Regions from separate parts of the Homo sapiens genome. Here region 2 is linked to region 1. Evidence: read pairs that join two places in POLR2A ChIA-PET (ENCODE). Cell type or tissue: HepG2. All regions are shown on one strand.

The links. ChIA-PET counts read pairs that join two places held together with the same protein. Peaks named below come from ENCODE experiments on the same cell type or tissue, not always from the same donor. Only the 100,000 strongest peaks of a DNase experiment are listed, where the experiment ranks them.
Region 2: POLR2A ChIA-PET joins it to region 1 with 5 read pairs; 2 of 35 experiments call an interaction of 5 or more read pairs at or near these places.

Annotation. Positions count from the first base shown.
Region 1 is chr19:53,430,560-53,433,059 of GRCh38, forward strand. The region is part of intron 9 of ZNF765-ZNF761 (ZNF765-ZNF761 readthrough); the gene reads left to right. It overlaps ZNF761 (zinc finger protein 761), which reads left to right and starts at 1,425. Exons shown (of 5, transcript NM_001289951.2): 1 at 1,425-1,469. It also overlaps the pseudogene TPM3P9. RefSeq lists a silencer at 1,302-1,381. In HepG2, no CTCF peak of the experiment used is centred here; DNase peaks (open chromatin) are centred at 972 and 1,312; H3K4me3 peaks cover 1,654 bases.
Region 2 is chr19:53,567,965-53,570,464 of GRCh38, forward strand. It overlaps ZNF331 (zinc finger protein 331), which reads left to right. Exons shown (of 6, transcript NM_001079906.2): 4 at 1,340-1,421. The coding sequence starts at 1,413. Among named protein-coding and RNA genes, the nearest start is that of ZNF331, 31 kb to the left of the region's middle. In HepG2, no CTCF peak of the experiment used is centred here; no DNase peak of the experiment used is centred here.

The sequences.
Region 1 (2,500 bases):
AGCTAATTAGCTGACACAGATGGTCACCTCCATTACCAAGTAGAGTCAGGATGAACTATGTGTGACCAAGAGTGTTGTCAAGTCCTCTTCCCTGAGGACTGATTAGCGTTTATCTTGAAAACATGTCCTTAATGGGTTGTATAGAACAGTAAAGTTTCTTTCTCTTTTTTCAACCTCTTAGCTGTTTGCCTGTATTTCGCATCACAATCTGGTCTAAGGCTTATTTATTAATGAAATGGTTTTAATTTCTTTCTCTATGATCATCGTGGAGATGATTTCTCATTTGGAGAAAGACTTTTTGTTTGTTTTCAATTATATTTTCTCAACAATTAGACAGTGAAGTAAAAAGTATTTTGGGGGGGCCAGGCACAGTGGCTCACGCCTGTAATCCCAGTACTTTGGGAGGCCGAGGCAGGTGGATCACTTGAAGTCAGGAGGTTGAGACCAGCTGGCCAACATGGGGAACCCACCTACAAAAATACAAAAATTAGCCGGGCATGGTGGCACGCGCCTGTAATGGCAGGTACTCCGGAGGCTGAGGCAGGGGAATCGCTTGAACCCAGGAGGCAGAGGCTGCAGTGAGCCCAGTTCCTGCCACTGCACTCCAGCCTGGGCGACAGAGAAATGCTCTGTCTCAAAATAAAAGAAAAGAAATAAGTAAATAAATAAAAGAAAGTAATAGATCTCTTCTACAAATGTGCTGGGACAACTAACTGGATATCCACATGGAAAAGAATAATGTATCCCTATCTCACACAATCAAAATTTTATTTTAACGTTAAAAAATGGAGAAAAAAAGAGAGAGAGACGAGGGAGGGAGTCCTGAGGGAGGGGTGTTACTTTGTCGCCCAGGCTGGCCTGGACCCCCAGGCTCAGCGATCCTCTCGCCGCTGCTTCCTGAGTAGCTGGGAACTCAGGCTCCCGCCCCCGCGCCTGAATCCTTGCTGTGTTTATCCAGCAGGTCGCCCCTGGCTGGCCTGAGCATTCCGTCCCGCATCCCAGGGGGAGGCCCTAGGGAAGTCTCTGCAGCTGAGCACGGGGTGGACTCTCCCTCCTGAGTGAGTGGAGAATAGAAAGGGAGAGGATTTCTGTTCTGTTCTGTGGGCCGTCAGCATGAAATCGTACGTTCCGCCCAGGCAGGGCCTTGCATTTTACATTCTAGTTTGTATCCCGTTCCAGACAATTCCAGGGCTTTTGAGTCCATGCGTCAGCCTTCCTGGGCGGTCTCACCTTCACCACCCGAAAACAGGTGCTAGGAGAGAAGCTGAGAGGAGCACCGGTCACGCCCCGGCCCCGCCCTCTGCCGGCTCTAAAGCGCAAGGTCTCTCCGCCTCGCGCCCCGCCCCTGCCTCGTCCAGGCCCCGCCCACCTCCTTGCGGGTCCCGCCCAGGCCTGGCTTCTGCTCTGCGCGCGCAGATTCGTGCAGACCAGGAAGCGGATAGCGTGGAGTGACGGTGCCACCGCGGCGCGTGAGTTTCGCCCTGTCTTGTATTAAGTCTGCTCTTCCAGGTTCCTGGCGCTTCTGTACCTGGGACTTGGGATCCCCACAAACCTGGAAATTCTCAGCCGTCTTCCTTCACTCAGAGCAAATTGAGACGACCTCGTGAGAGGCCGTGGGTCGGTTCCTTTTGGGTTTAAGGTCCCCCTGAGGCTGGTCCCGTCCCGGGTGTTTCTGCTACAGGGCAATGTATACACTTTCTAACCTGTAGTTTTCCTGCTGTAAACCTTTTTCTGACTCCTCCCGCCCCGCGCTTTTTAAAGTCCTCACCTGAGAGGTGGATTCTCGCCTTTGTCGGCCCCTGGAGCCCAGCGCCGCTGCCCCAGTCCCGGAAAGGCCGCGTCCTCTGCCTGGTCCTAGGATCCTGCAGACCCCACCCTTGCCTTAAGGTGCTGTCGCCCCTTCACCTCCCTCCTTGTGCCGGGCCCTGCTGCTCCACGGGTTTCGCCTCCACAATCACCGCTTCCCCTGAGCCCGCGTTGGGGAGGTGCCCGGGGCCTGTCCTGTGACGCGGGGTGTTACTGCCTGCCCAGCTCCAGCCCCTGGAAAATGCGCTCCCCCGGGATGCAGGCGTCTTACTCCAAACCCTCCTGTGACTGTGTGGGCCAAAGGGATCAGGAGACGGACAGAGAGCAGTGGAAAACCTGAGACAGAAAAGAAGAATGAGAAAGACCTATAACAGATGGCAAAGTAGAGGATGGGTGAGGGATTTGCCAAGAGACAGCAAAAGTGAAAAGAAAACGATAAGAAAGCAGGAGGAGAAAAGCAAGTGCAGAAATGTAGAGAAAAGCTGGATGTACAGAGAGATGAAGGACAGCAAGGTAGGGAGAGGGACAGCAAAGAGGGAGGCTCATCAGGGTGAGGGAGAGGAGGAGGGATTTGGAGCCAGGGCAGACAGAGCAGAGTGGTGCTGGTGGCAAGGAGAACAGAGGGAGAAGCACAGCAGGGAGGACACCTGGGGATCTGGGGTGCTAGAGAGTGGGGACAGGGGGGTATAACAGG
Region 2 (2,500 bases), 140 kb after region 1:
ACGTGGCCAGGTGTGGTGGCTCATGCCTGTAATCCCAACGCTTTGGGAGGACAAGGAGGGCAGATCACGAGGTCGGGAGTTTGAGACCAGCCTGGCCAACATGGTGAAACCCCATCTCTACTAAAAATACAAAAATTAGCTGGACATGGTGGCATGTGCCTATAGTCCCAGCTACTCAGGAGGCTGAGGAGAATCGCTTGAACCCGGGAGGCAGAGGTTGTGGTAGGCCGAGATCGTGCCACTGCACTCCAGCCTGGGCAACAGAGTGAGACTCCGTTCAAAAAAAAAAAAAAAAAGTACGTAAGTTGAAGTCCAGGAGGGTTCCAGACACAGAGCTTCTGGTGTCTTCTCCCTGTGGAGTCAGGACTCATTACTCTGCTGTCTTTGATGTGTGACAACAGGCACCAACTATCGCCAACTAGAGAAGCTCACCAGAGCTCTGATGTTGGAAGTTTTTATTGGGGCCTCAGCATGTAGACATGATTGACTGGTTGGTGGATTAACTGTCTACATGGTTAATCTTAGTGTCCAGGTCAGCTGATACTGCGTGACCAAAAGCTCCTACCCCGAATCCCTTGATTAGTATTTCTGGCATAGCAAGCCCCCATCAGAAACAAAGACATTCCTCTTAGAGGTAATATAGATTACCTTTCAGCACCAGAGGGCAAAGGCCAGACTACTTTTTAGGCAAGTACACATTCTTTACTACATCCCACCCATCCGTCCCCGACAGGGAGCTGGCCAGAAATGGAGCCCTCCTGTTAAATTGTCTGGGCCTGTCTTTGAGGCGCAAAAAAAAAAAAAAGTAAAGCCTCCTCTGCTGTGTGCAGCTAGGTTTCCTGAGGTTTCATTGAGAGCTTGGTTTAGGTTTGATCCATGATACTCTTTTTTTTTTTTTTTTTTTTTTTTGAGACAGAATCTTGCTCTGTCACCAGAGGCTGGAGTGCAGTGACGCAATCTCAGCTCACTGCAACCTCCGCCTCCCGGGTTCAAGCGATTCCCCTGCCTCAACCTCCCAAGTAGCTGGGACTACAGGCACGTGCCACCACATCCGGCTAATTTTTTGTATTTTTAGTAGAGGCAGGGTTTCACCGTGTTAGCCAAGATGGTCTCGATCTCCTAACCTTGTGATCCACCCACCTCGGCCTCCCAAAGTGCTGGGATTACAGGCGTGAGCCACCGCACCTGGCCTGATCCATGATACTCTTCACCTTTCCCAGATATGTCACGGTTATGTGTTTGTGTTGGGAAGCCAAGACAGAGGAGCCAAAAGGTCATATTACATCACTATGGGGACCCCAGATGCACCTCGTTTTAATCTCTTTTTTTCCACCCCTAGCTCTAGCCTCTCGGAATTTGTCTTCTTCAGTGGAAACCCCGAGAAGACTGATCAGTTCTTCAGTTCTAAAACAATGGCCCAGGTAAGTGTATATTTCTCTTTCCTTCTTGAGCTATGATATTTGCGTTCTGTGCATCTGCTTGTGAATTATCTGAAGCCTTTTATCTAGTCAAGCTCTTTATAATTACCTGTTTCCCAGCTCTTTCTATTCCAGTGAATGATAATGCCACGTAGCTCCGTGTCTGCCTTTTTGGGAAATCACTGAGCAGGTGATTAAGTATCTCCTGTTTGCTCCCTTTTTTGGCAAGGGTAATTTTGGAGCAGTGAAGTAGCAAAGTCCTTTGAGGGAAATATTTAAGTCAAGTCTGTGGTTTGATGAGTTAGATATGTTGGTCCCATCTGACCACATGAGAAACAGATCCTCCACTGATCATGTTTTCTGCGTAGATAAGAGGGAATGCTCATATTCGCCGGTCTGTCTTAGTATGTGCTCAGATCCCAAGCTTTATGGGACTTTTGGAAAGGGATGGGGCTGTGATTAGGACCTTTGAACAGAGGTCATGTTCCTGCCGGGAAACTGGAGGATAAATTTTATTATTGAATGGATCTCTCAGACCACAAGATGATTCTAAGTCATCTGACATCCTTATCCTCTAAATCAGAAACAGGGGGCCGGGTGTGGTGGCTCACACCTGTAATCCCAGCACTTTGGGAGGCCCAGGTGGGTGGATCACTTGTGGTCAGGAGTTCAAAACCAACCTGACCAACATGGTAAAACCTCATCTGTACTAAAAATACCAAAATTAGCAGGCTATGGTGGCATGTGTCCATAATCCCAGCTACTTGGTAGGCTGAGGCAGGAGAATTGCTTGAACCCAGGAGATGGAGGTTGCAGTGAGCCAAGATCATGCCACTGCACTCCAGCCTGGGCAACAGAGCAAGACTCTGTCTCAAAAAAAAAAAAAAAAAAAAATCAGGAACGGGGGAAAGGCAGGGTTATGGATGGTAATAAATATGAAGATCTTCCAGTATGGAAGTAGGAGATGATCACATACCCCAGAATCGGAGAAAGCCTTAGGTGTTTTGGGCAACCTAAGTGAATAACTGTAATAAACAGTCTGACTTACCTGTGTGGGAATTTTTTAAATGCTTAAAAGGAAG